4 separate regions of the Mus musculus genome follow, and regions 1, 2 and 4 are each linked to region 3. A link is a loop called in an ENCODE intact Hi-C map of the cell type or tissue named here. Cell type or tissue: left cerebral cortex. All regions are shown on one strand. Links, peaks and the distances in the headings refer to the core of each region. The heading gives the core; the rest is flanking DNA. Region 1 overlaps Atp13a4 (ATPase type 13A4). Region 2 holds the start of Plaat1 (phospholipase A and acyltransferase 1). Region 3 overlaps Mb21d2 (Mab-21 domain containing 2). Region 4 holds the start of Mb21d2 (Mab-21 domain containing 2).

The links. Peaks named below come from ENCODE experiments on the same cell type or tissue, not always from the same donor. Only the 100,000 strongest peaks of a DNase experiment are listed, where the experiment ranks them.
Region 1: it touches region 3 in a loop (3-fold over the local background); 7 of 42 quality-filtered maps call a loop at or near these places.
Region 2: a loop joins it to region 3, with 2.3 times the contacts of the local background. A loop is called at or near these places in 6 of 42 quality-filtered maps.
Region 4: it touches region 3 in a loop (8-fold over the local background); 15 of 42 quality-filtered maps call a loop at or near these places.

Annotation. Positions count from the first base shown.
Region 1 is chr16:29,453,298-29,460,855 of GRCm38, reverse strand. It overlaps Atp13a4 (ATPase type 13A4), which reads left to right. Exons shown (of 30, transcript NM_001164612.1): 9 at 1,289-1,423; 10 at 4,138-4,308; 11 at 5,332-5,489; 12 at 5,976-6,164. Among named protein-coding and RNA genes, the nearest start is that of Atp13a5, 78 kb to the right of the region's middle. In left cerebral cortex, for the core only: no CTCF peak of the experiment used is centred there; DNase peaks (open chromatin) are centred at 3,825 and 4,030; H3K27ac peaks cover 210 bases.
Region 2 is chr16:29,205,726-29,213,283 of GRCm38, reverse strand. It overlaps Plaat1 (phospholipase A and acyltransferase 1), which reads right to left and starts at 3,176. Exons shown (of 4, transcript NM_001357092.1): 1 at 2,975-3,176. In left cerebral cortex, for the core only: no CTCF peak of the experiment used is centred there; DNase peaks (open chromatin) are centred at 2,542, 2,938, 3,520 and 4,337; H3K4me3 peaks cover 1,536 bases; H3K27ac peaks cover 1,992 bases.
Region 3 is chr16:28,836,050-28,843,607 of GRCm38, reverse strand. The region is part of intron 1 of Mb21d2 (Mab-21 domain containing 2); the gene reads left to right. Among named protein-coding and RNA genes, the nearest start is that of Mb21d2, 90 kb to the left of the region's middle. In left cerebral cortex, for the core only: CTCF peaks have their summits at 2,471, 3,362 (motif pointing left) and 5,385 (motif pointing left); DNase peaks (open chromatin) are centred at 2,780, 3,340, 4,549, 5,384 and 1 more place.
Region 4 is chr16:28,924,805-28,932,362 of GRCm38, reverse strand. Mb21d2 (Mab-21 domain containing 2) reads left to right here and starts at 2,665. Exons shown (of 2, transcript NM_177718.3): 1 at 2,665-2,910. The coding sequence starts at 2,700. In left cerebral cortex, for the core only: CTCF peaks have their summits at 3,557 and 3,781; DNase peaks (open chromatin) are centred at 2,793, 3,455, 3,759, 4,275 and 1 more place; H3K4me3 peaks cover 3,311 bases; H3K27ac peaks cover 2,152 bases.

The DNA.
Region 1 (7,558 bases), core at 1,263-6,262, 620 kb before region 3:
CTGGAACCACAAGCCCAAAAGAAACTCACCCTTCCTTAAGTTGCCTTGGTCATGGTGTTTTATCACAGCAACAGAAGGGTAACTTAATACGCAGTCCTCACTGGGGTGAAGTCAAGCTGGCAGCAACACAAAGCAACTTCCCTCATGACATCTTCAGTTAAGAGCAGAGAACCGTGAGTTAAAGCATGCAAATGTTCAGTTCCACCCCTCCCCATCCAGTCCAGCCTTCAGCCTATGAAATGCTGCCACCTACATTCACGATGGGTGTCTTAGTTACTTTTGTATTTCTGTGATACAATACCATGACTGAGGCCACTTAGAGAAGAAAGAAGGGTTTATCTGGGCTTACAGTTCCAAAGGGTTAAGACTCTACCACCAGCATGGTGGGAAGTGTGGCAACCAACAGGCAGACATGGTAGCAGGAACAGCTGAAAACTCATCTCTAACTATAAACGGAAAGCAGAGAGGATCAACTCAAAATGGCTCCAAGTTGTTAAGCTCTCAAAACCACTCCCAATGACACACTTCCTCCAGCAAGGCCACACTCCCCAAGCCTCTCAAATGAGGCCACAAACTGGGGACAACACATTCAAATGCTTGAGAATTTGGGGGTTGGGGGGTAATGTCATTCTAACCACCACAATGGGTCTTCTCACTTCAACAGACTCATCTGAGATTCCCATAGGCTGACTTAATAGACAGTCCCTTATTGAAGCCTTCTTTCCAGATGCTTCTCGTTTGTGTTAAGCTGATAAACCTATCCCTCACAGCTGTCCACATACTCAGTCCCATGACCTCTTTGAGACTGAATAAGGAAAGAAAGAAGTTAGGCCATCCAGACAGGGAACCAAGAAGGAAGGAAGGAAGGAAGGAAGGAAGGAAAGAGGGAGGGAAGAAATGAGTAAAAGCAAGCAGTTTTTCAAATATTTAACATGCCTCTCCTGTGTGTGTGTGTGTGTGTGTGTGTGTGTTAGTATCTAGCTGTCGCTGTACATCTCTTCCTTGATGTCTTTCTATGTGAAAATACCAGTCTTTTGTCTGTAAGCATCAGATATGTTTTTCTGACTTTGTTATTATTTTTTCTTGGCTTGTCCATCATTGCCACTCTGAGGACCTTATTACGTGCAGTTTGTCTCCTTCCTTCTTCTTGTCTTCAGAGTTAGAACTACTGGTGAGGACCAGCCTCTCTCTCTACATGCTTCACCAACTTCTCCAGGAATCTCTAACAGGGAGTGGCGGGCCTGGTTTTTTGTCGGAACGTAACCTGACTGTCTGCTCACACTTTCAGCTGGAGCCCAAGACCTGGAATCCCGCCTCCTGGTGCCTGGAGATTTATTAATTCTGACAGGGAGCAGAGTGCAAATGCCGTGTGACGCCATTCTGATTGACGGCAGCTGTGTGGTAGATGAAGGCATGCTGACAGGTAGGGCTGGAGCGCCACGGTTGCAGCCTCTGCCGGGCTGGCTCTGGATGCATGTTATCACAATCCTGGTGGGCTCTTCCTAGACCCAAATGACAATTTTGTCCAGGACAAGAGGCAGGGCTGCTGTGTGACCTTCCTACTTCTGCAAGCCTTGCTTTAGTCCTGCTGTGGTTGAATCTGAGAGTTCAAATCAAAACTCTTCCCTACGTGCTCAAGTCAGCGTATTTAGAACCTCACTGAACCTGTGTCCCATTTTCTTCTTGAAATTATTTAAAAGATTGTGGGGATCACTAGATCTTTCAAAATCATATCTTAACATACTTACATAAAATGCCCCTTATAAACTTAGAAGGTCTGAAAACCATCAATGACATCCTAGGCTGAAAATGTTAAAAAGTTCACGGTGCAATCTTGGACAAATCCGCCAGTTCGAAAATCTACACTGGGTGTTTTGAGCTGACTTTATTTTTAACTAGCACACTGATCTGAGGGGTGGACCTTAGAGGCCTTCCTGGATCACAGTCTTTATGGCTAAGATACAGAGAGGAGAAGTGACTCAGTCAAACTTATGAAGCATATTAATGAGATTTCAGTAAGATGGGACGTCTTTTCTAGAGATGAAATTGAGTAATGTATTGTGTTCCTACTAAAGTCCATAGCAAACCCATTTCTCCCAAGCAGGCTGGCAGCATGAACAGAGACAAGAATATTCATTTCCCTCCTATAGAAGCTTACAGATGAAGTGGGTGGCAGCCATGTCAGATCAGGTTTATTTTCCTGAAAACTCCACAGATTTATAAAAGTCCATCAACTCTGGGAATTTACTAATGCCCAGATCAATATTCATAATGATTGTAGCCTTGGTGCTGATTGACGGTAGCCTATGCCTCTCAGTAAATATAGTGGCACATATTGCAATAACCACTGTCTATGTGCTTTGCAGTTTAGAAACTCTTTCTGAAGACTGAGCCAGCAGTAAAGATGTTTATCGCCCCCCACTGTGTGCACAAAGTGTCTGAGACTATGTAAGCCAAGTGGACAGTTGCAGAATGATAAGCTAATACCCGAGAAAGCTGGGCCAGAAACTCAGCATTTCTGAGCAGAATCCCAAGTTCATTCCATGTAGGAAGCTCTGAGGCTGTCTTCCTCAGAACTGTCCCTGGTTGCTTCCATAGCTTGAGACTCGACTTGAGTTAGTACTCACCTCACTGTATGTAATGTGTGCCTCCCACCACACTGGCACAGCTGCTACACTCACAAGTGCGTGTACACGGAGTTTCACCTTAGTGACTCTTCTGAGTTTTGCCTATTTGACTATCTTTTCCCCAAACTCTCCTTGTCTTGACTTTCTAACACCCTGCTCTCTCCAGGTGCTTCGAGCACTGACCATACCCTCGGAATTCATTCCTCACCTTCTCTTCCTCTGACTCCCTAACTGCTGGCGCCATTCAGGGCTGTTCTTGTCCTTTCCTCTTACCCTTTGCCTGATTCTTAAGTAATGTCTCCTCCTCCTCCTCCTCCTCCTCCTCCTCCTCCTCCTCCTCCTCCTCCTCCTTCTTTTTTTTCCTCCTCTTCCTCCCTCCTCCTCCCCCCTCCTCCCCCTCCCCCTCCCCTCCTCCTCCTCCTCCTCCTCCTCCTCCTCCTCCTCCTCCTCCTCCTCCTCCTCCTCCTCCTCCTCCTTCTTCTTCTTCTCTCTCTCTCTCTCTCTCTCTCTCTCTCTCTCTCTCTCTCTCTCTCTCTCTCTCTCTCTCTCCCCCCACCCTGGCTTTAATTACCGCATACAAGCTGGTGATCTCTGACCAAATGTCCTAATTGAAGGCCTCATACAATCACCAGGTCCTAATAGTTATCCACCGTGCACAGGCCTTTCAATGTGGTTCTTCCACAGTGAGCTCCAGTCCACAGCGACCCGAAGGCAACTTCTGATCTTCTTAGAATCCTTACTTTATTTCATTACTGTGGCCTGCCCTCTGCTCAGGCTCCAAGCCAGGGACCAGGAAGCTGTTTTGGGTTTCTCCTCTACTTTGTGATTGGCTGGTACAAAACTCCCTTGACTTTTGTATCATCTTAACCTTCCTATTCCTTGAACACCCTCTCTACTGCCACTTGATCTGCTTTATTTCCAGTCTCATCACCTTCAGCTATGACTTTTGTTGTCACTTCCCAGCTAGCCATCCACCTACTACCTTCACGAGACTTTAACTCATTTCTTGTATCCTGGGCAGAGAATTTTGTCTTACAAGTAACTGTAATTATTCTAGAAACTGAAGCAGCTAACCATCTCCCTGACACCTGATACCAGGGCCTACAGAAAAAAATTAAACATTTAGCTGCATCACACTTGGGTTCTCTATGATGGAGCATCTGCCTAGGCCTTATGGCTTCGCTCTCCCTACATCCCACACTCTACAACTACACAGCTTGCTCTTTTATAAATGTCTTTCTCCAACCTACTTGAATGTCTATGTTTAACCTAAAATAATATAGTATTTATAATATGACATTTTACATATTTGGTTACATGTTGCTCTCCCCTTCTGAAATACAGAGCTCTCCACAACCAGCACCTTTGCTTGTCTTGTTCCCAATGCCTAGGCTGCTTTGCGGTCATAGTAGGTTCCTGCTGATGTTCTGTGACACATGAGAGTGTAGGAGTGATTTGCACAGGAAAGGCACTCCACCCCACAAAGTAAGATTGATTTTTTTTCCTACAGGAGAAAGCATTCCTGTCACTAAAACTCCACTATCCCAGACAGCTAGTTCTGTGCCCTGGAAGATGCAGTCTGAAGCAGATCCCAGGCGGCATGTTCTCTTCTGTGGTACGGAGGTGATCCAGGCCAAGGCAGCTGGCTCTGGGGCTGTAAGAGCCGTGGTCCTGCAGACAGGTGAGCATCTTCTGGGTAGGTCGTTTGTAATGATGCCTGCCCACTTAGTGTGCCCATTACCTTAAATGTATTGGGCCAGGATCAACCATTGGATAGCACCACAAATACATGTAAGTCTGTGTATTTTAAATGTTGACTTGCTGATTGACGGTGGCCTGTGCATCTCAGTAAATATAGCGGCACATATTGCAATAACCACTGTTTATGTGCTTTGCAGTTTATAAACTCTTTCTGGAGACTGAGCCAGCAGTAAAGATGCTTATTGCCTCCCCCACCCCCATTGTGTACACAAAGAGTCTGAAACTACATAAGCCAAGTGGACAGTTGCAGAATGATAAGCTAATACCTGAGAAAGCTGGGCCAGAAACTCAGCATTTCTGAGCAGAATCCCAAGTTCATTCCATGTAGGAAGGATGAAACTAAAAACGTAGTAGTAAAAGCTATTAGAAAAATGAGTGCATCAGTTTTTACCGGGCCTCTTCATTTTACTCCAGCAAAGGATCCTATATGTGTGTGAGAGCACATTCACCAGCCACGTCTTTAAAAGTAACTTGTGCTCTGCCCGGAGTATGGCTCCCATCTCTGGTATGCACTGAACCTGGAAGTAGAGGGGGAAGAAAGCCAGGGAGAGTACTAGGCTCTGAGGAAGGTGATGCTATTCCTGTCTACCCTGATGCACTGTTCTAGTTATCTAACATTGTGTTTAGGTTTAAGATTCAGGTTTAGACTCTTGAGAGTGGTGGTTCTCAACCTTTCTAATGCTACGGCCACTTAATACAGTTCCTCACGTTGTGGTGACCTCCCAACCATAAAGTTATTTCACTGCTAATTTATAACTGTAATTTTGCTACTGTTAAGAATTGTAATGTCAAGACTTCTGGAGACAGAGGTTTGCCAAAAGAGATTGTGACCCACAGGTTGAGAAACACTGCTCTAGCAAAAACCAAGGCAATGTAGATGTTTAGCTTACCAGCAGTAAGGTTTGTTATCCTGAAAGTGTGGGACATCTGTTTGTTATTTCAGGATTCAACACTGCAAAGGGGGACCTCGTGAGATCCATCCTGTACCCGAAGCCCATGAACTTCAAGCTCTACAGGGATGCCATCAGGTTTCTCCTTTGCCTTGTAGGGACAGCCACCATTGGCATGGTCTATACTCTGTGTGTCTATGTGCTCAGTGGGGTAAGCTGCCTTTGTATTCTTACACACACACATACAGACAGACAGACACACACACGCACACACACTCACACACATGCACATTTTACTGTACATATTTTATTGCTGTATGTTGACCTTATTTCTGTATTTTGGCCTTATTCAAGGATGTGGTTTGCAAACAAACTTCGAACAAGCCAAAACGCCAAAGCCTACTTCCAGGCACCCAGATGCACCTATGAGCAGTTGGTTGCTCGTTTCTGGGATAGCAATGAGATCTTGTGGGACAGTGGGGGAACAGTTTGTTTACTGAAATGCTAGCATGATCCTATTCTTGCACACTTCCCCGTCCTTTAGGCTACTTCCATATTTAGTTTGAAAAGTGAAATGTTTCGTAAGAGTAGCATTTTGTAGCTATCAGACGAAGATCTCCAAATGAAACGAGGTAGCACACACAGAGCTGTTCACTGCTGATTTAATTCTAATGACTGAACACTCTTTCTCTTCCAGGAACCTCCGGAGGAGGTGGTAAGGAAAGCCCTGGATGTTATTACCATTGCAGTGCCTCCCGCTCTCCCTGCTGCCCTGACCACAGGCATCATCTATGCCCAGAGGAGGCTGAAAAAGAAGGGCATATTCTGCATTAGCCCCCAGAGGATCAATGTTTGTGGACAGTTAAACCTTGTCTGCTTCGACAAGGTATGTGTCTTTCATCCTCAGTCCCAGGCCATTCATCACTGTCATGGGAATGGATAGATACTCTTCTCTTTAGTGAGGCAGAAGTAATAGGCAGGTTACAGGCATCTGACCTTATTTTATCTCTCTCGTGTGTGTGTTTGTGATCTGTAAAATGAATTTTCTGACCCTGGGATTTTGAAAAGAGGGAGTAGAAATTGAATCAGTGAATCTTTTAGGGTCCTTTCAGCTGTGAGAGTTTATGAAAGACAATGGATCAAAATATACTCTGTTTCATGCAGTCAAAACCTTCACACAGAAACACACACATACGCACACACATACAAAATACATGCATACACTCATGAACTTTAAGTGGTTTATAATGTTTTCAACTGTATCCCCAACACTTAGACCATTGCCTGGCAACTGAGTCAATGCTTAATAAGTATTAATTGAATTATTGAATTAGGAAAAATAAAAATGCTTATTAAACTATGTGTTAATATAAGACTCTTGCTGACAATACAGCCACAGAGCGTACGCTCAACTCTATGTTCTCAGGTCAGGGCTTGCTTCAGATTAACTACTGGATGTTTGCCACCCCTGCCAATAAGTCTCTCACTTGAGTTCTTTTCTGTGTGTTTGTTTATGTCACATACATTGAGTAGGGGACAGAAGTGAATTAAAAGTCCTGTTAGAGGACTGCATAGAAACAGCAGCAGCATAAGAAGGAGAGCAAAGGCCATGATGGCCCCAGGACAGCACAAGACAGTATGGTTCTAATATACGGCAGGATGCCAACATTAGAAGAGAGTGTGTGTAAACCTTGAATGTCTAATCGACGTGTTTTTATGTTTCTTCAAGCAACAGGGAATAACTGGAGCCTCTGTTGCCCTCAGTTTCTTTTAATTAGTGTTTTTTTTTTTTTTTTGGAGGGGGAGTGAAGTAAATATAAAATAAAATTTGCCATGTCAAATATTTGAAGTGTCCAATGTGCTAACACTTAAGTACTCCCTCACTGTTCTGTGACTGTCACTGTCATCCATTTTAAGAACCATCTTCATCCTCCTCTGTGAAAAACCTGTAGCCAGTAAACAGTGCATGAAAAACTGGGAGCACTGAGGGCATGGAAACTGCACTCTATAAATAAGGAGAGTCAGAAGTGCACCATGACCAGAGCAACATCACTAGGAAAACAGTTTACTTATGATGTCATACTGTGAGTTCGAAAACAGAACCAGGAACAGAAGAGATAATTGCAACATAGGCCGGAACAAAACAATGAGCAGTGGCCTCGAGTCTGTTTCCTCGTCATTGTTAGCACTTACTGTGCGCTCGACATTAAATAAATTGCTTCCTATTACTTTATTTATTATTCCAGACAGCTCTGTGTGATTATGATCATGTTGTAGATA
Region 2 (7,558 bases), core at 1,005-6,004, 370 kb before region 3:
ACTCCAAGACACATCTTCAGAAGAAAGAGACTTACTAAGGGCACCCCTTAAAAGTGGTAGAGACACTGACCCAGCAAATGCACAAATCTCAAAGTAGAAGCACAAGCAATAGGAAGAAGGGGTAATAGGATATTTCCCTAAAAGAACATAATAATTCTTTAGCAACAGGTTTCTAAGAAGTTAAAATGGATTAAAAAATATCTTAAAAAATGGTTATTAAAAAATCTCAATGAGATCCTTACGAATACAGATTAACAGCTAAATGAAGTTAGGCAGACACTGCAGGATAGAAATGAGAATTCAGCAGAGAGTCTCAGGCTGAAATCTTGGACATGAGGAGGTCACTGAATCCATTAGATTATCACCCCTGAAAACCTCAACAACTGGCTAGACTTGGTGGAAGAAACAGTATGTGAATTTGAAGACTCTCTCTCTCTCTCTCTCTCTCTCTCTCTCTGTGTGTGTGTGTGTGTGTGTGTGTGTGTGTGTGTGTGTGTGTCTGTGTCTGTGTGTGTGTGTGTGTGTGTGTGTGTCTGTGTGTGTGTGGGGGGGGGGGCAGAATAACAGAAAAGATTAATATTAAAGGCACAGGGAAATCCATTCAATGAGATAACTGCCGAGAATGTCCCTCAGATCTTGAGGAACATCCATCTCCAAACACTTATCTGAAACTCAATGCAAAGCGGGCCAAGGACCTGAATATCACACTAGAAGTCATAGAAGAAAACACAGGAGGTATTTCAAGGCATAGATGGAGATAATGATTTTCTGGATGGGATTCCCCAAAGCATAGGAAACAACAAAAATAACCAAGTGCAATTACACAGAACTAAAACCTTCCAAACAGTAAAGTAAACACTGAACAGCATGAAAAGACAGCCCACAGGATGGAGAAAATATTTGCAAACTATGTTTGGCAAGGAGGGGCTGCCATCCAGGATATATAAAGAATTTTAAAAACTTCGTCTCCAACAAAACAAATAAATGAAGTAAGCCAGACATAGAAAGGCAAGGGCTGCATATTCTTCCTCATGCAGAAACTTAAAAAGTAAGTTTGAAAGTTGAATAATGTTCTGTACTGATTGGGAATGCCACTGGAGGGAGGGTTGAATTGAATTTCACCAATGTATACCCTTCTCATATGTAGAAATATCACACTTTTGATGTGTCCAACTCATACTTGTCTACAAAACCTGAAACAGGGAATTATGCTGAGTGAAAAACAACAACAACAACAACAACAACAACAACAACCAAACAAACAAAAGCAATGTCAAAAGGTTACGTTCTCTGTGACTCTACCTCATGGTCTTCTTGAAATGACAAAAGAATGAACATAGTGGGTAAATGGTGTTTTCGGGGGTTAAGACAGTGACAGGAGGTAAGGTGGTGTGGCCACGGGATGGACACATCAAGGATTGGAGTGGTGACTTTGTAAGCCGATTGTAGAGACCAGTTGAGTTCATGCCAGGTCTAAAGTCACACAGGCAGTGAGTGACACATCTGAGATTCAATTTCAAGTCTATCTTCCTACGCCAATTTCATGCTCCATTATGCCACTGAATGTAATTAATAACTAATCAAAGGAGATGCGGCTAAAAGTCATGGCATCTTTCCCTCTTCTCAGATCCGGTAGAGGGAGAAGATTCAAAAGCACAGGAATATATACTTCATATAAACGCTCACATAAGGAACAAATGAAGCCTTGCTTAGGGGTCTGTATTTCTCTTCTACCCAGGAGGCTTTTCCAGGTGATGCTAGACCTATCTATGTGCTTTCCAGGACCACACATTAGGCAAAGAGCTACGAAGAGTTACCCAACAGCTCACATGCTCATCATATAGTGCTCAAGGAAGGCCAGCATGAATTCAATATTGTACAAGGATTTCATTTTCCAATTACAAAAACGGACTGCTCTGTTTATTGCACTACCTCAGATGCATCTGGGGAGGCATCAAAAGAAATAAGTGTACTGCACAGAGATGGTTATAGGGACATTTCATGAGTGCTATTCACGTCTACGAGACCGCCGGTCTTGTAGGATACCCAGGAGAGTGTTTCCCTGGCTCCCTCCAAAAATACTCGTGGAAGTGTGAAACATATTCACTACTGATCACTGGCTCCCCAGCCTCCAAGAGCCTCTCCATCCAATTTAGATAGGCTCCCATTTCCATCCACAGCCATGCTCCGCTGAGAGGAGAGGCTCCTGTGATGCTGTGTGTCTAGAGTGTCTTGCACTCAGATCCCGGAGCATGATGGATCCTATCCCAGAATTTACCCTGCACCTAAGAGCTTTCACTCTGGGACAAACTCATCATAAACCATCGCATCAAAACCATGCTTTGTTTCTTCCTAGGCTCCCTGGTACTGACTCCATCTTAATCTTGCCAAGATCTTGGCTCACTCTCTCACTCCACTATCTCTCTGTCTGCCATAATGACACCTCCTGAGTTCCCTGAAGCTCTATTTTCCTGAACCTGCGTCAGTAACTGGTGTCTGGGGACCTTCTCTGCTTTCCCAGATAGAGGGCTGTTTCTTGTTTATCTCTAGGCATCCCATTCCTAGTAGAGAGAGAGACACAAATACCTGCCTAGTAAATGTTAAATGAATACAGGAGCCAAGAACTCGAGACCTGTTCACGGCTTTCAGAACACAAGTCATAATCATAGTACTAAAAGCCAAGATAATATCACTGTCCCCCGTTCCAGGATCTAAGACAAACGTGGTCACTCTGGTAGTCACTTCAGTGAGCTGAGAAGTCTGCTCTGCCCAGCAGATTGAGTTTCCAGTATCTGTTCGGCCACTCAACAGTTTCCAAGCCTTGGAAAGCAGGGTCTCTTGTTCTCCTGCTCCCATTTATAAAAAAAGAGGAGGCTGGGTTTTAGTCAGCAGCTGTTTCACCTTTGAACTTTGCGACGGGCAGAAACAAGGTTGCCTAGCGCCTAGAGCGCATCCATTCCCTCCCCCAACGCACCTCCCTGCTCAAGCTGGGTTGTCTTAGTGCCCTGGAGGCAGTGACGGGCTTCCCGGGTTCTCCACGGGCTCGCTGCGGTGCCGCTAGCAGACCCTGGGTGACTCCATCCGCATCGCCCTGAGGCCAAGGCCACAGCCAAGGCCACCACAGCCTCCCTCCGCTGCGTCAACGCCAGCGTCCGCGCGCCGCGCCACCTCTGATCCCTCCGCGGGTTCCTGGCGCGCGCCTGCCAGACTGCATCCTGGGGTCCCTGGCGCCTACCCCTGGTCTTTGGAGCTCGGCCCAGACCCGCGCCCTCCCCGCCACCCAAATCCTCCAAGCACGCCTCAGGCATGGGATCCCCGGATTCTCCTTGCACACAACAGGCTCCATCGCCACCCCCACCCCCAGAACCTCTGTGCCCACGACAGACTTGGACCCCCAAAATCCTAGGCACCCTCCAGAGGTCGAGGCTCCCCCATTTCCTCTGCTAGTCCCCAGCCTGCTTGGGGAGTCCCTACCTTGGAGACTGGTCACCTGACACTGAAGCCCTCAAGCTGGCTGTAACAGACACACAAATCGCCTGCTCACAGCTCAGTTCCAGCCCAGTGCCTGCTTGGTTTCTTTCTCCCAGCAACCGGGACCTTCCTGAGACAAACTTTTGTGGTAACAGACTCTGCCATGCTAGGTGCTACAGTTTTAAGGATGGCTTGTCTTGTGCAGAGTCCAGAAATGTTTAGGGATAGTCCTCATAGATAAACAATACACCATGTCCACGCTGGACACCGATTCCTTATGGGACAAATTTTTTTCCCTCTGCTCTGCACTCCAAAGAAACTTCTCCCTCTTTGACTCAACGAAGAGTGGAAGATGTATTGCTTTAGAAAAGCCCATGACTCATACAGTCCTACATGAGTGCCCACAAAATAGCCCTTCTTAGAACCCAGAACCCAGGGGGTCAAAGAAGATACACTGACTAGCTACTTGGACAAAAATCAACGTAAGTATGAGGAGAGGGGAGGAGGAGGAGGAGATAGGGCAAATGGGGATCCTCCATTCCCTAGACCTCAGGGTGCTTCCTTCCCAAGCAGGGGAAATGGGGGAAATTACCTAGCTTGGGATGGGATGGAGCTGGCCTTCATTAAGAACCAGAGGCAGCGTTCCCTCCCTTGCCCTGCCCTGAAAAGCCCTGGATCTGGACAGAATAGGTTCCGTTCTCTGCTTCACTCCTGACTCATGACACAGCGATCCTGCCTTTTCAGGCCAGACAGACTTCAGAACCACAGCCGCCGAGGTTAAAAATAGAGCTGGAAATGGTGAGGATCCTCTTTCTCCTGGCTTAACAGAGTGCCCAGGAACTCCAGCCAGCTAAGCTGGGAAGGATGGGCAGACTGCTCCGTGAGCTTTTCTGGGAGCGACCCAGGACTTTGCTAAAACTAGTCATGTCTAGATTTGTCCACTGGCAGACATGGGATTGCAACCAAAAGACACCATACAAAAGCTTTGTAGCTGCTAGGCTTGAAGTGTTGGTCACATGAGGGAAATCTCTGCTAGGCAGCTGCTTTCATAAGGGTTGTGGATGTGGATTGGTTGCTGGGATCTGCAGCGCATGGTCGCACTTGACACCTTCTAGACAGAGCACAATCAGGAGTCATCGGAAACATCTGGATCCTTCAAATGGCATTGTGGGAAAAGGAACACTTGAGAGGTGGTGGGTGTGTTCTTCAGGAGTTAGTATTTTTTCCAAATCTTCCATTAAATGCATATTTAGGTATAAACTGAATGCCGTTGAGAACCTTTCCCTGGGGAAACACATAAGCATGGAGTTGCTTGCATCCCTCAGCCATCCCAATTGAGCCATCACAGAAGGGGGTGGCATGTGATTTTATACAGAAGAGTTAGTGTGCGCGTTTATAAAGCCATCCTGCTTATGAGCTAAATTTATTACGTTTGCCAGGTTAATCTGTTTTCTCTAATCGGACACTTAATCATCCCGTCTCCTTCCAGCATTACGGATTCATGAATGTCAACTGAGGAGAGTTGCTCAGTCAGGGCCAGATGATAAATTATCGCTTCATTTTGGGGGTATTTGTGACTAAATGCCTCATAATAGAATTAAGGTGAGATAAATCTCATAATTTTAGTTCTAGATCCGTGCCAGGTGTGGGGGAAAAATGCATCTGGCCGAAAGCAAGAGCAGTCCCATCGCTGAATGGAATTCCAGATGAGAAAAGCTTTGTGTACAGGACAGAGAGTTTTTTTCTTCACCCCTATGTGGTGGGAGGCGGGAGAGGGTTGGCCACTCCCTGGTACTATCTGGGTGAGCTGCACAGAATTACCATTGCCATAAAGCAAGGGTGAGCTGCAGAGACTGAACGGCAGTGTCTGTCTGCATCTAGAGTTGTCAACCTGGAATCTCGAAAGCTGTAGCTATGCTCAGGACAGATTGAGCCAGATGTTATAGGTCCACCTAAATAACCAGCTACTGGGTTTTCTGGTTTGGTTTGGTTTTTGATTTGCTATCAGAGTCAGAGTCTAGTTGGTTTGGAAAGGTTGAAACATTGAAATAACCCTAAGGGATACTATTTCATCACACCTTTTATTAAATAAATGCTACGTCCATATCTAAGCAACAACTCTGGGAGAGAATAAGATTCATTCTTTGTCTTTTTGACATATGACAACAAAACCAATCGACAAGTGTGGCATTCTATGGAGACCTCCAACCAACCATATACAATGCCACACACAGGTACTGTGTGTGTGTACTTCTTATTCTTAGCAAAAATATTCTCATTGTTTTGTGTCGCTTGGTCCTCCTAACACACCTCTAGCTCCTTGGGTTCTGGCTGTTGCTGAGAGACATGAATCTCTGAGCTTAGACTCTCCTGGGGTATAATCCAGGTCAGATTTCTTAGTTGTGAGTCTTCCTATATCCAGAGTCCCTCTTCCATTGTAGAGCAAAATCAAAATCTCATACTGACTTACTTATAATGGTTCTGGGATTTAAGCCAAGCCTCACCCAGAACAAAACACATGTATCACCACTGAGCTACAAAAGGATTCTACAGCCTTGCTTTTGTATTAAAGCTAATAATGATAGTAATGGTAATAACAACAATAAAGAGGTTAACAATGCTCTCTTGGATGTTTTTAAATAGTTAGAAGAGAAGACTTTAAATGTTTTTCCCACAAAGAAATAAATGAATGGTATCACCACAGATATTTAATATTAATCAGAGGTTTCTACCCTACCTTGAATCAGTTAGTCCCCAGATAAAAGATACAAAACCTTTTTTGTTTTTTGTTTGTTTGTTTGTTTGTTTGTTTTGGTTTTTTGAGACAGGGTTTCTCTGTGTAGCCCTAGCTTTCCTGGAACTCACTCTGTAGACCAGGCTGACCACGAACTCAGAAATCTGCCTGCCTCTGCCTTTCAAGTGCTGGTATTAAAGGTGTGCTCTGCCGCCGCTCGGCCAAAACCTTTCTATTTATGATAAGCCTTTGAAGCACTAGAGCTGTGCATAATCTACCCTCTATGCTATTATGTCTTCTTCCATGACAGTAACCCTGAGATATGACTTTGCCTTGTTCTACCTGGGCCACTCTTATGCCCACTAGCTAGCCCTTGTGATCAATTCTCAGGATTCCTTACCCTACAGTGTCCTTTCCTCTCTCTGCCTTCTCCCTCTTCTTGTGTGGTGCTACCTCAGACCCCAAGCCAGAGAGCTGAAACTCTGCCTGATTCTCTTCTGCCCAGCTCTAGGCTGTAGATATCTTTATTCAACCAATGGTTTTAAATTAAGGAGCAAAGTTACATAGCATCACTTGGTGTACATGAGGGTTCCCTCATCCCTGAGGCAGCCAGATCTTGGGGGCCAGTAGTTAACATTATAATACACATAGCAACAGACCAAACCTCAACATAATGATTGATTATTATACAATACAACCAATGATTATTATACAATACAACCCATTTGATCATTATACAATGTACGAATGTATTATAACCTTATTGTGCACTCCACAAATATGTTTAGTATCTGTCCATTTAAAAAAACTGATACCAAAAAAAGCTAGAATCTGGGGTAAACTAAAATATCTCAATAATTAAGTTAAAATGAATAAACACCGTGTACTGAAAAAAAAACTTCTCAAAATAAAAAGGCTTGCACAAATATAAGGTAAATAAGAGCTGGCTTCATACATGGTCTTTGTGATGACCTCATGCCTTACACAGATCGTTTCTGGGTGTAGGTAGTGACTGCTGGTTACATGAACACATGAGTTAAGGCAGTCATTTAAACAGTTCAAATCCCGCCCCTCTCCCTTCAAAAGATCCTGTGAAAGTCGAAGCTTTTTCTTTGGCTTCAAATGTCAAGGGAAGGACTGCTCAGCATGCAAATTGCTCTCCTCCTCAGTCTGTGTTGTAAGCTCTGGGTCCTGATGACCTAGACATCTGTGCCCTTACTTATTCCCGGGTCTGATGTCTTTGAAACTGCTGCTTTCCTGCTCTAGGCTGGTGGGAAATAGCTAAGTTAATCATTTGTTAAATTGGCAAACTGAGCCAATTCTCAGGGGCAGGCAAGGGTTGGCTACCAAGCA
Region 3 (7,558 bases), core at 1,053-6,052:
AGTCATACTAAGAAATAAATATCAGTCCAACAGAGGCCTTTAAACCTATATTCAACCTTTAAAAACTGGTTGAAGGTTCAGGAGGCAGACACAGTTGAATCTCTGTAAGTTCAAGGCCAACCTGGTCAAAGCAGTGAGTTCCCAGCCCAGGCACAATTGCATACTATGGTCCTGTCTTTAGTACACAGACATACACATACAGACACACAGACACAGATAGACACACACACACACACACACACACACACACACACAGATAGAGACATATACAGGCACGCATGCACAATATCATACCCTAATGGTTGTAGGAAAAAAAGATTAAGAAGTTGATGTTGGAATTTGGTGACAAGGATAAAAGTCAGTAAAGCCACAGCGTGCAGTGGAGACTCAGTTCCTTGAGTGTCACTTGCAGTCTGGCTAGGGAGACCTTAGCCCTCTCTGGGGTGCTGTGTTCTGCTACGCTTGAGTGCATTTTGCTTACTGTTACTACTTAGTTTACAAAATATTAGCATTTCGAGAAAGCTATATATGAAAGAACAGTATTTGAAGTGTGTTACTGTAACTCTCCGGCTCACCAGCCCTATACACGCCAGCTCATGTATCAAGACAGGCTGTTCGTGGAACACAGTGACCCCCAACACTTAAGAACACAAGGGAACACGAAGCAGAAGTCTCCGTCCTGCTGAAATTCATGGTTTTGTATAAGTCACAGTGTGAGTCTCGTAAACTACCACCCTAAGCAGAATACTGTGCAGAGAGGAAAGGGGCGTGCCCGCGTGCAGCCGTGAACCGCTAGGAGGCAAACACTTTTAAGGCGGGTAGAGTTAGCATCCTTCCTGTAGGTAAGGACATGGGCCAAACACAAACTACAAACGAGAGTGCAGGGGTGGGGGCGCACTGGGAGGTTGGATATCCAAACCAGTGTTCGATTGGTGGAGGATTTTGGGGAATCCTTTCTGGGACAGAAGCTCACGGAGAACATAAGGGGCCATCTAAGACCAGCATTGAAGGGAGATTGGCCTAAACGTGGGCAGTCTTGGCTCCAAGGATGGGGCACTGCCAGAGAACTTGGTGCAGGCTGCCGAGGTGACTGCACGTGTCCTCAGGAAGCCCCTTTGATGGGAGGAGAGGCCAATTAGGAGGCCATGCTGTTATCCGTGGTGTGACGTGATGCCTGAGCTGGTTGTGACAGGGACACACAACAATGGGCTCTGTAGGGAAGACCCCGCACCAGGCAGTTAAGAGACAGGATGTCAAACATTTGACAACTGAATTGATGGCGCCCGACTCTGGGGTACCTGCCTAATGATGACAGATGTGGCGTGTTCAGCAGTAACCATCACTGCTGTGAAGCCAGCTGGATTTAAGTACTCAAGGAGCTTGTGAAGGAGTCAGGAGCTGGGCTCGCCTGATGCCCGTGACTGGTCCATGCTGTCGTATGGGAGAGAAGGCTAGTGGTCCTCAGGCCTCTGTTGGGCGCTCTCTTGAAGCAGGATGGAAGCGCCTTGTTCTTGGCCCCAGGTAAGAAGATGTACCGTTCCCTGCTCCAGTGCTGGTCTAAGGACCAGGGCATGATTTTAGATAGGAAATCAGGTGCAGCAGTTTTGCTAAGTAGAGTTAGCGGGCAGAACACAGCTAAGAACTCTCAGATCTTTATCAGTCTATTGAGGTCATGGGCCTCTTTTCTTCCCTCCATCTGTCCCCTCATTCCTTCCCTCCCACCCTCCTCTTTCCACTCCTCCTCCTCCTCCTTCTCCTCCTCCTCCTCCTCCTGCTCCTGCTCCTTCTCCTCCTCCTCCTCCTCCTGCTCCTCCTCCTCCTCCTCCTCTTCTTCTTCTTCTTCTTCCTCCCCCTCATCCTCCCCCTCCTCCCCCTCCCCCCCTCCTCCTCCTTCTGAGATAGGGCTGACTTCCTAAATAAGAGGATGTCCTTGAATCCCTCATGCCCCCTCCTACCCCCAGTGCTGAGAAGGAAGGACTATTTGAGCCGTTGCCCTGATTGTTTCTTCTTGCAGGGAGTCATCTCATTATTTTTGAGTCTTAATTTATCCCCTTCCTTCTTCGACCCTCATGCGACCTCATCTCTAGTTATTGTTCATCTGTACAGAAAGAGTCGAGGAGGGAACGGCTGGCCAAGCGTGCCCTTGTCATGGTGAATGGCTGAGAGGTTAGGATTACGGCCTAAGGGCTTTGTTCTTCTTCTGCTCTCTGTCAGCCACAGAGTTGATGCTAAACTCCGTGGTTGCGCTCGCTCTTCCCTGGTGCTTCCGAGTGTGTGTGGTCCTTGACTGGCAGCCTCGGCCACCTGGGAAATTACTGGAAATGCAAATTATCCAGGCCTGCCAAAGCAGATAGTTTAGGGGCAGGCCCAGCAAGTCAGATCTTAACAAGTTCGACAGCACCACCACTTGGCACAAGCCAGACGGGCTCATGCAACCCCCTAAGGGAAGGGAAGGGATTGAATAGAAAATAAATTAATATATTAAAAAAAATAAAACAAAACACCACATGTTCCACTAATGCTAAAAGTCGGTGTTGTTCATTGACCCGGCACGTTGTGAACAGATTTATGTTGTATAAAGCAAACTGTGTTTTTCCAGCACTTTCCAAGTTCCAGAAATGGCCCTTGGAGCTTTATATAGCTCTCATTAAGTCTCACGGGAGCCATGTACTATCTCCCCACCCCCTTTTTAAAGAAATGACGAAACTGAAGTTTCAGAAACCCCACAGGGCATAGGGAGAAGGCTCATTCCATAACGCGCCTTGCATGCACTGGCCCAAGTCCAGATCCCTTGCACCCACGTAGGAAGGGAGGTGTGACCGCACGTCTGTAACTCCAGCCTGAGACCTGGAGACAGTGTGTCCTGGGAGCCCACCAGTCAGCTGATCAGTTAAGTCCAAGGGCTACCGGAGACCCCGTCTCAATATACTGAAGAGGACGCCTGGTAGGCCAGACTCTGGCCTGTGCTGGCGCCTGCACGTACGAAGCATCCAGATAACTTTTCCAAATGTTGCAGAGCCCATAAATTGTGAGGCTCGTGTGTATCCTGAATTTATAACGTTCGGATCACACTATCTCCGTTATCTGTTTGGGCATTTTCCCTGTGTCTCTTTTCATCCGGATACCACGGAATTTTATCAGTGAATCAGTGACGTGTGACATCCTGTTAAGTAGGGTTACTGCAAACTGTGTGCAGGTATCAGGGATTAGACAGTGTGAAGCACAGTATCCTGACCCATCTTCAAAGCATATCAGTAAAAGCAGGTATGAATTATACAAAAATTATGTCAAACCTCCAGGCTTTTTAAAGCCACTCTTGCGGTGGAGACTGTACAACTGTAAGGAAAAGTTAGGGAAGTGCGCCCTCCAGTGGAGAGTAAGGAAAATACGCTCTCACACCAAGAACTGTAGTGGGGTTTGTCTCCCTAGCTGGTTTTCTTCAAGACTGAAAATTTCAAGACTTGAGTTTTTCATCTCAAAGTTCGAAGCTGTTACTTTTATCACAAAATGTGGGTCTGTGTCATCTTGTCACTATCTTGGGTGTTGGATTTCTGCATCACAATCAGACCACACTGGGGGTTCTGTCCATCTGTAATCATTTACCTGCCTAACTGTAGAATCTGATCTGAATAGGCTCTTGAAAGGTGTGCAGTGTGAATGTTCCTGCCGGTGTTTAATCCCTTGGGTCAAAATTCAGCTCCGCGGCTGCCGATACCTTTGGAATTGTATACCTGTGTGGCTCTAGACAGTTCAGACTGTGGCATCTTTGGTTTCAAGGCTATCACCGCAGGCCATTCCTGTGCTGCCAGTCCACACACTTGATACTTCTTGGCCCACCCACAGGGTGGAATGTTTAGTCAGTTCTCTCCCTGAGGACTCTCAGCGCAAGCGCACTGTCCACGTATAAGATGGATTTGCCCCCTCTCTGGTGAATGAAGGAGATACAAGTGTGAACAAATAACCATCGGAGAAATCTTAGCAAAAACCATGTTTTGTTTTGTTTTGTTTTGTTTTTTTGTCTTTAAAATGAATACCTGGGAAGTTAGGGATAAGAATGTGTTTCCAGTTGGGACGAATAAGTTCTGTTTTTCCTCATGTGTCCAAGAGTCTCGCCAAAGTTGTGCCTTTGGTAAGTCTCAAAGTAGCTACTCTTCAGACTTTAGCATTTCCTGGTAGTAAACCCAGGCTGGATGCAGTTAAATGTGGATTTAAAATTGGGGGAGAAATTTCAGTGTTGACAGTTTGAAATACACATCTCCTTGAAGGTTGGTTCAGTCCTTTGAGGTGAGACATAGAGACCCAAAAGAATCAAAATCAATCAATCTCTCTCTCTCTCTCTTTCACACACACACAAACACACATGCTCGCATGCATGCATGCACGCGTACACACACACACTCAGCTTAAAAGCTCCATGTAGAGTAAAAGAGCTCTAGGTTGAAAATCAGAGACCCTGGGTTTCCGTTCCCAGCACTTCTGGCTTTGGGCTCTGGCTTTCTAATCTGTGCCACAGCAGTTGTATTAATAACACTGGGAGCCGGATTTGGCTCCACTAATCTGACTCATTCATTCTTTGTAGTCGAACACGCTCATAGCTTAAACTTCATTCCCCAGAGTCCAGGATCTGCAGCTTGCTGCTGATTCAGATGACAGGAGTGTCAAAGGGGCTGCAGGTATGGGCTCCTCTCTCAGGAGCCACCAAGTTGATTGTTGGTGTCTAGCTGGAACAGTGACCACAGCTCTTCATCCTCTGGGAAGCACCGGGGCAGAGGAGCTAGCCTCAAATATTGCTTTCCCATGTAAGCAGCAAGAGGGTGACCTTCAAGGTGGCCTCTGCTGTCATGGGGCAGATGCTGATTTGAGACATTGCAGTGTTTTCTTCAGGCTACTACCCACCTGCACCTCGAACCTGCACAGGTGCACCTCCATAGAGGTTGTGTTCTTGTAGTTTAGTTTTCTTTGATGTCAGCATCTTCAAGTGCAGTAATAAAGTATGTTTTGTTCGTGATATTAAGAGTTAATTTCAGGTAGCTGATTATGTCTTGAAGATACTTCTGTCCTTTATTATCAGTAAGAATGCTGGTAGCTTTTCCAGTGACTGCTTTCCTTGGGAGCTTTGTCTGACCACCCTCTCTCCTGCCTTAGCTTAAAGATGTGTGTTTGCTTGTACTAGAGAACTTTTCTCCTCTGGTGTTGCTCTGGCAGAGTGACGAATTAGGAGCCATCTAGATGATCCGAGGTGGATGGTAGACGGGTTGAGGGCGAGGTTTTAATGTGTCTCACAGAGGTCTCTTCCTCTACTAAGCATCCAAATGCCTACAGCTGCTAGGATTTGATGACTTCGGAGCCTTGCTTTACAGAGTTAGGAATGATGGAGCACGGATGCCCTCTGTTGGCAGTTACTGGGATTTTGACCTTAGCTCGCACGGTAACCATCCCATCAGGGTTGCAAATGATGCTTTGGACAGTCCCAGAGTGGTAGTTTTATCACAGAACAAGACGTGGTACCGCCCTCCCCCCACCCCCGCCTTTAGACTGTTTCATAATTGCTCCATTATCAGGCTTTTTCGTCTGTCTTTGCTTGGGCATATGGGCTAGACACAATTTCTTAGGAAGTCTCAAAATGACAGTATGACACTATCAGATTGACACTGCCGTGCTAAGCATCTTACCCACCCGTCTCATCCTCTGTGAAGAGAGCGTGTCCCAGGATATGTGGTCTATTTGTTTACTCACTTTATATCTGTCCAACTTCCATTGTTGGGTGATACACAAGTTATTGGACACAAGGGGACCAACAGGTAATTGCATAATTAGTAACTAGTGGACAGAAAGATGGAATGTGCATTTGGGATTCGTTCTATACATTTCAGAGGGATAGGGATGGTCTGATCCAAAGTAGAAGCTACCTCCTTACACACACACACACACACACACACACACACACACACACACACTCACACTCACACTGCAAGCCTTACCTTCTCCTGTTCAGTTCATATTTAGGAATGGCCTGTACTGAAGGCAGACACGAGATGCACACCTAAGTAGGACACGGACTCATCATGGCTCTGAAAAGAGATTCAGGAAAGGCAAAAGTATCTGTGGACTGGCCAGCAGAATTAGGTAAGCAACAAGGCAGTGACTGATCAGACAAGATGCAGATTGTAAACACCCTTGCTGATGTGAGAGCCCAGTGACCTTTGGGGCAGTTGTGCATAGATCTTGTTTTATAAGGCATACAGCGGGGACACATTATACATAGAACCGGATATCACAAGTAGGCCATTATAGTGCTGACCTGTATGACTCTTGCCATGGTCAATTGGGCCTCCGAGCTGGGTAAGTTCATCGCTAAGAACGTGGCAGGGAGCAGCTGAGCCCTTCAGTCAGAGGAGGGAGCAAAGTGGGCAGAGGTCAGTGTAAGCTGAGGAGGGCTGACTCTCTGGGCAGCTACGGGAACCCATCCTGGCTTCACAGCTGCGGCCTTTGCCTAGATTCTGCTTTCTCTCCCATGTGGGTAAGGACTATGCTCGGGGCTCCCTTCTGAACTTTGTGGTTGTGGATGGAGCAGTGGGTGGCTCTTGGAGGTAGGAAGCTGTCCTGCTGCCGGAATTGCCTGTCCTAGCTCTAGATGAACTGCGGAGCAGACTGGGGACGCAGTAGGCCATCAAGAGCGCCCCTCTCCCAAGCTCACACACACTCAGTACTGTGTCCTATCTTCACACATCAGGAAGAAGTAAAATCAAGTCTATAATAAAAGACAATAGCTTTTTGTTGTTGTTTAGATCTAGAACACTGTATATGGTATTGCATGGGGCCATTATCCATTATATGTCTTGAAGTGTCTGTGGGTGATATTACATGGCATTTGGTTACACTTTAACATATTGTAGCATACAAATGAGATAGTGAGTGATAATTGGCAAGTATGATTCTCACAACATTTTCCACCGTTGCATAGTTTCAGAGATGCCCACAGTAAACTGACATTAAGACAAGTTCTTTAGCCAATGGTAGTTTTAAATTTCTTTAGAGGACTCCCTTCCCCTAACCCCAGACTCATGTAGCCTGGAACTTAAAGCCTCTATGATGGGATAATAATGGGACCATTCTAGGCACAGTGGCAAGCCTGGCACTGCTTCTGCCGCCTGCCTTTTGATGAACATGGACTCTTGCCGTAGGCAGCATGGGATAGCATGTCCAGCCTTCCTTGTTCTCCTCCTCTCTGTCTCCTCTTAGTGTCTGTGAGGCTTCGTTTCCTTCACAGCCCTTAGAGGAACCTCCTGCTCCTTTTTCCTCAGAGTACCTGAGTGGGGTAGGGTACTCGGGTGTGACTGTGTTAGATGCTGTCCACAGGGGAAGAAGGCTGACTTCCAGAGCTGGGGCAGGGCTTAGTTAGTGCTTTTGGTAATCTGATCCCGAGCCCAGCTCTTTAACTAGGTAGTGGAAGCTTCCAGGTTGGGGGCGGAGGGGGATCTTTCCTATGACCGCTGACTCGTTCACCACATATTCTTTATTTTCTAGGCATACATAGCTAACTAGTATCATTTAAATT
Region 4 (7,558 bases), core at 1,162-6,161, 89 kb before region 3:
ACATACCTGTAATTTCTGCACTCAGGAGGCAGAGGTAAGAGGGTTCTAAGTTCCAGGCCAGCCTTTCCTACACAGAGTTCTATGGCAACCTCACTACATAGTGAGTTCAAGGTTAGCCAGAGCAGCATAGTGAGACCATTCCTTTAAAAAACAAAAACAATAAAAAATATGACATAAAGTGGAAAAGGAACTGCTAAATCCAGTTGCCTGCATATGTGATGGAGACATAGAGTTTCCAAGGACATAGAGGACAAAGCATGATCCAAGAGTCTGTTGAGGAAATGCATTCCTTATCTATTTTCCTCTAACTTTTTGCAATTCAGAGATGGTTATGCCATCTTGTCTCAGATCTATAAAGTATTTCCCATTCAGTAACATTCTCAATATAAATAGGTTCAGTGGAGGTCTATTATTCCTGGAATTCTAATCTGACTGACCAGCAAGAAGTGTCCACAATGATGATCTCATTCATTCTAAACCACCAAGTTCAGACCTAGTTCACATTTGAGAGTGATTTCTGCTAGAAACCCGATGACTTTCTATGATGCAACTATCTTAAGAAAAGGCAGCAAAAAGGAAGGAGCAACGTCTTACTGCCGGTTTTGGAAATTAAGAGAGGAAAGTGTTTTGACTATTTTATATAGACTCTGTCTGTGTCCCGAGTTTGCATGTATGTAGGGCTGGGGATCAGGCACAGAATATGATGCATGCCAGTTAACTCACAATGTGGGACTTGCAATAACAATGAGAAGGCAAGCTGGAGTCATAGGTGTCACATGCAAGCTTCTGTTAAGAGTGCAACAGGGTTGCTACTCAGCTGTGGGGGCAAAGGTTGTGCCTGGCCTGGAGTAGCTATCAGAGCAAGAAAGGATGAGGTTGGCCTTGGTTGGGCTTACAGAACAGAAAGAAGAGGCAGGGAAATTCCAGGGGAGGATCTTTACAAATCTGTGTTTTGTAAAGATCCTGTGGGAGGGGCTGGAGAGATGGCTTAGCAATTAAGAGCACCTGTTCTTGTAGTAGAGGCCCTGTGTTCAGCTCGCAGCATCCATAGGGCAGCTCACATTTGTCTGGAACGTTAGTTTCAGGAGAACTGATGCCCTGTTGTGACCTCTGCAGGCACCAGGCAACAATGCAGTGTATGTAAATGCAGGGACACACACACACACACACACACACACACTCACCCCAGGACCCTAAAGTTTGTATCAACAGTGGAAGCTGATACAGCTAATGGCTACTTAACATGCTACTTAACGTGTCATTCTTTATAATAAATGGTGTCCGTCCAGTCTTATCTCACCTAATTCTTAAAGCAGCCTATGAAGATGTAATGGTTATCCTATTCACATGGGTAAGTATGGCAGGGCCTGGATGTCCAGGTCTTACAAGGTAATGTGAGTTTTCAGTGATGAGAACTCAGGTAAGAAAATTAAAGGGGCCGATAGGACCACAGGCTGGGATAGAGGACAGTTCACCATTGTTCCTAGGGGTCCATAGGCCTCCTTAAGTGTGTGAATCACATGAACATTAAAACCACATCTGCCATTTGGTCTTGATAAACTAGACTTGGACTACAGCAGTCTTGTCTTGAAAACCCTAGTTCCAGTGGGGACATGGGTGAGGGTGAGGGCTAAGTCCCAGGACTCATCCCAGTCATTCCGGTCTGGCTAATAGCGAGTGCTCAAATTCTATTTGCCAAAAGGGAGACTCCCTCTCCCACTCCCATCTTCCTTGTACCCTGGGGCAATTCATTGTTTTCCTTCCCCCACATTCCGCATTTGGATTCCTATCTGTCTGAGAGCAGGTTGGCTCTCATTAAGGCACTATATGTTAAGTTGAATGAGCTGTTACCCAGGCAAACTAATTACCAAGGGCAAAGGTAAGGAGGATACTTGAGTGGTTAATTGGAAGTATCTATACGCGGCATGACTGGCACCCCTTCTTGATTCGCTGATTTTATCATTCTAGGCGACAAAGGACAGAAGGTACATTTTATATTTTTCCACCAAGCAAAGGTACTAAAGTTCTCGGGATGGACATTGGAAAGGCGCCCACAGACACGTTTTCGCCCGGGACACCGCCCTAAGATCAGAGTAGGAAGACTCCTTTCTCCTTGGATGCGCTTGGCAAGCCCTGCCCCTAAAGAGGGGCGGGGGTGGAGGTGGAGAAAGAAAGCGTCCACACCACGCGCGTCAGCCCGAGTACGGACTGGCAAGTGATCCGGGCGCGCGAACCTCTGCCATTTATTTATTTATTTTCTTCCCACCGGGTGCGCTGTCCCTTTAAATGGGAATGCTGCTGCTGCTGGCTCCGTAACACCGGAGCCGGCAGCTTGTTGATTTCAGCGCTGGTGAATTTCACATTGTTTCCACTTCACTTTCCTTGCCCCCGGGGAGGCTCGAGTCCACTCCCGGACGCCGCCACCGATCCCGGCAGGACTCGAGGAGGGCAGGGGCCCGCAGCGGCGCAGCGGGCGGGGGCGGGAGGACCGGGGGCCGGGGCCACACGCGCACCTCGCCGCAGTCGGGCTCCTCCCGCGAAGGAGCGCGGCCGCCCCGAGCGCAGCGCGGCGCGGGGCCCGTCCAGAAGCCAGCCCGCCCACGGGCCGGGCTGCCCAGCCGCGCCGGGAGGCCGGGGCGGGGTGGGGGGCGGGGGTGGGTGCCGCGGCCGCCGCGGAGCCGCCGCTCGGCGCGTTTTGCATGAAGATGGCGGCTCCCACCGCCAGCAAGGCAGCCTCCCTGGGCTGCAACAACAAGCCTGCCTTCCCGGAGCTGGATTTCAGGTCTGGAGCTCGGGTGGAGGAACTGAACAAACTCATCCAGGAATTCACCAGGCACGACCAGCGGGAATACGACGACCAGAGAGCGCTGGAGATCCACACTGCCAAGGATTTCATCTTTTCCATGCTGGGTAAGGAGAACGGGGAGGATGTGTGAGTATGCGTGTGTGCGCGGGTGTGATGGAGCGGGTGGAAGCTATGGTCCCCGCTCTGGCGTTTGCCCGGGGTGTCACCCCTGGTTCCGTGAGGTCCCCTTTCCTCTCCACCGCCAGCTCAGCTGCCCCCTCCGCTCCTGCCTGCTGCGCTCGGCGCGGGGTGCCCCTCTCCTTCCCGATCGCCCGCTCTTTTGTTGGTTCCTCGGCCGCGGGGCTGGCGGGCAGGTGAGGCGGCGGCGGGAGACGCCTCCCGGCTTGGGGAGTCCCCAAGCGGCTCCGGCCGGCTGACACCGGCTCTCCTGCAACCCCGGGCGGCCGTGGTGGAGGCCGACCCGTGCTGGAGCGACAAGTTGCTTCTGTCGTGGTTGCGGCGCGGCGCTGTCACGCCGAGCCCCGGGTGGCCAAACTTGTTGGGTGTTCCAGAGTAACCCGCGGAAGTAGTCCGGGCGCCCGGAGTTGCCTCCAACTTTGATTTGCAAATCGACTTCCCTTTGAAGGGGTCGGAAGCATTTCCGGTGCTTCTCCGGGTTGTTGCTGAGCTGGAATTCCTAATTCCTTGCTTGAACACGACCAAGCTCAGAGCTCTGGCCGCGGAGGAGCGCTGTCCCCCTCGTCTTTGTGTATTGTCCTACTGATGGCTAAGAGGTGCTCAAGTTTCCCACTCTGGGCAGCCCTGGGTTAGAAAAATTTCTCCCACCGTATCCCCCAGCTCTTCACCGACGGGTCTGGAAAGATGAAGAAAAATAATGGGTTCCGGGGATCCAACCCTATCCCTGGCGTCCTGCGGTGGGATTATTGCTTCTGAGTTGTAGAATGAGCATCCGCTGCTGGGAGCCTCGAGTGTGTAGCGCTGTCATGCAGCAGTGGTGGCCCCGTGGTTTACATTCAGCAGGGCTGGACTGGAGGAGCCTTGCTCTCCAAAGGTTTCCACAGTCAATTTTTCAGATAGTGGTAATTGTGATTGACAAAGGCCTTTTAACTACAGGACAGAGTCTTTGCATTCTCTTGGGATCTAACGAGATTGCACTGTTGTTTCTTCCTACCTTATTCCCTCCAGATACCTTTTCTTGCCTCTCTTAGCTCAAGTCGAAGTGATACCGATTGAATGTGGTCCACTGGTCCTCTGAAGAATTAAGCAAGTTGGATGGGCCGTGTTAAACGCGGGAGTATGTTTTCTTTCTCCTGCTCACTCCACACGTATATTCTAGGTATTCTAGGTGGGGAATGTGGTTGAAAGATCCATATTTGGATGTTTGACTGTTTAATTGAATTATTATTTTAATTCACGATGTGGTGGGAGTCAGCTTTCAGAAAGGAGTGTAAAAGCCCTTACAAAGCCCTCCATATCTTAGAACCAAACCAGTGATTGTCAGAAAGACGGGTGTTGGGGGTGGGGTTAGGCGCGCACACAGAAAGCTCAAGGCAGTTATTTAAGTTGCTTAACCATGGTCTTTCTCTTTGGCATAGCTAACCACTGCCTGCCATTATGGTATATTAGCCCCCCACCCCCACCCCCTTGTCTGTGTGTAGAGATAGTGGTGAGGAGAGTCATGGGAGGTGATGGGGAGAGTAAGTTTAAATGCCTGGCTCAATGGGGACTTGTGCACGGTCCCTTCATCCGATACAGTGAATTAGTCAGGTCTTAAGTCACATACAAAAGGTAAATTATTCCAGGGCACTTAATTTATGCGTGTGTTTAGTGTCACCAGTGGCACTGCCGACAGGTAAACAAGATTTGCTTCCCTCCCTTCTCAGTCCTTTGACCTTGGAAGGGTTGCTTTCCCTCCCCTGGGACTTTGGCATTTCCACCTGCCGGAGAGAGACTTCAAGAGTAGCATCTAAGCCCTTTGCCCCTCTGGGTACTACCGGGCAGATGGCGAAATGAGCTTGCCTGTGTGTGGTACTGCATTCATTTTCGAATCCCTTGGTTTCCTTTAATGAGGTGCTGGCTTTTCTAGGCCAGCGAAGGTTTAGCGACAGCCAGGGTCTCCATGTGGATTTACTTCTCTCTAAAGCAGATTCTCGCTTGGCTTGAGAAACAAAATCTCTTTTTTTTTTTTTTTTTGTACACTTTCACTTGCTGTGGTCTGGAGTCTTTCATGAATATGCAGATAGGGTGTCTTGATGACCCCACCCCCAAGCTTGTTAAGGTGGTGTCACTTGGGTGGCATCAGGCCCTCGGTTTAGGGAGCTGTTGGGGGTAGTCCTCTTGGCTTTGTTCTGTCTCTTGTCTGAACTGCACCTGAGGATTTTAAGCAGTTAAAAAAAACAAACAAAAAAAAAAAAAACCGTTATCCTCTCAGTCAGGATGAGATGGCAAAGGCGTTTGTCCAATCCTCTTTAATGGAAATGTGCATAATGCTTCTTCCAGGCACAGGCAGTTGGGGGCCAGGGTTGATGGTCAGAGGACCCTATCTGTGCTACAAGGTTGTTAGCTTGGAACGAGGCCCTTGTAGCTTCCCATCTTTTCATTTTATCTAGTCTTCTTTTTTGGGGGGGGGAGGCTCTGCAATGAGTGAAGGAAGCAGCCAGTGCACTCAGTAGCCCCCCCCCCCCCAGCAGTAGGATACCCACTAACCTGTGTAAGCAGGACCTGCACAGGCTAAGGCTGAGCCCATTGAGGGTCATGGAAGACTCTGGGTTCTGTTTGTGCTGTGATTCCAGTGCCTTTGGAGGCCAAGCATCACTTCAGTTTCTCTACACCTTGTTCTTTCAGGAGAACGATGGCTGTTATTATCTAGTTAATATCTGAGAGACCTCGGAGTGTGTCGAGAGGCTGGAAGTCCATAATGAACGCCGTTTATCAAAATTCATAGAAATCATCAGAGTTCATTCATGTTTTAATAATATTTGATATTTGCATACTCTCTCTGCTGGATCTTTTGTTACCTTCCTTCCCTAGTGAAGTCGGATGGAAGAGTCCGTGGTCTTTCTGTGGAGCACACGTGGAAGAGAGAGTGTGCAGGAGGTGAAAAAGGCAGGAAGAGATGTGTAGTCACCAACAGACCAGGGTTTGGTGCCGTGGCCTGGTCACGAGAGCAGCTGTCAGTTGCTGACCACTTTCTCAGGGCAGGAGCTCCATGGGGTCTTTCTGAGCAGGGGCTTCATTCCCACCCCATAGGCGAAGATGCTGAGAGGTAGTGGGATAAAGAGACCAAAACGAGTGGGTAATAAATCATAGTGACTCAGACACGCTCCTCTCCTACTTGAGTGCATTCATCGTAAAAAGCACGGGATTCGGGCAAGAGAGAGCTTTGTTTTGAGAAAGCACTTGTTTCAGGGTTTTTGCTTCTGTTTCGAGCTGAGAGTCTTCACGTAACGCAGGCAGCCTCTGCAGTGATTGCTGAAGCAAGCACTCGGAGCTCAAGTGTTTTATTCCATGGCAAGATCACCTATTTGAATTCTTGATTGGGAAAAAAAAAATCACAGTGACTGTCACACACACTAGTTCCAGCCCCACTCTGCCCCTTGCTGGCTGTGTGGTATTAGTTTTTAAAGAACATCTTTTATACATAGACAAGAATAATGCATCCTTTCAGCATGATATCTGGAATCTAACTGGAGAGGAAGAAAAATTTTATTATTTATTGAAGAAAGGTACTGTATTAGAGAACACAGTGAATTTCATCTGAAACGACTAGCACAGCTTCACTCCGGAAAGAAGTATGTAGTTCAGTTTGCAGTAGCCTGGAGGATATGGGCTGTGGCTGAAGGGAGCCTGGCTAATTCCAACATTCAGTTTGTGTATGTTAAGCTTATAGTGTGTGCTTGCTATGATGTTAGCTCCATTGCCTAAATCTGCCATCTCCTGTAATCTGACAATCTTAAGGATGTGTCCCATCCAACTATATAAAGCAGATGCCGTCCTGGAGATGGACCACTGAGAGGTGCCAAGAGGACAGGTTCTTCTCAGGATCACTTAGAGCTGAGTTTTGATCAGCGAGCCGCCTGTTGGCTGCTCCGTTAGACTCGGGTGTTTTCAGTGCAAGCGCCTGCATCCCTTTTGCTTCCCTCACTCTTTGCTCAGACACTGGAAGGACCTACATCCTGGGGAATATTGCTCTTACTGGCCTGCTATGCCTGCACAAGCGGGGGTGATTTCTCTTTGCCCTTTGGTTGCTGTCTGTTCCTTTCGGTACAGTTTTCTTTTTCCTCCCACCCAGCACGTCCTGTTAGCCTCTGCAGGAATCTGAGAGTAAAACAGGGAGCAGAAACTTTGAGAACTTCACATGGGTCTATTTTGACCCCATTCCTCTCTCAACCCCTGCATTGGATATTTACTCTAAGAACAGGTTTCCTGGCTGTCCCCAACCAACCCAATAAGCACCATGTGTCCCCTTCAGAGTTCTTCTGAGTTGAGTGCTCCTCACCCTTCAAAGTGCTTCTGAGTGCTCTGGGACCTACCGCATTTCCAGGCGATCTTTACACCTCCTGAGGAGGGAGGTCATTTGGAAGTGGTGACTTTCTGATCTGTGGATGCCAGTTCACGCAGCAGCATTTACTGTCGATGTCGCCATATCAGCCCCCTCTGCTTGGTTTAACGTTGTATCCACTAACGTGCTATTCCCTTATAAATTCTAAGATGGTTTCCGATTTGCTTTCTTTCTGGAAGCATCGTACGTTT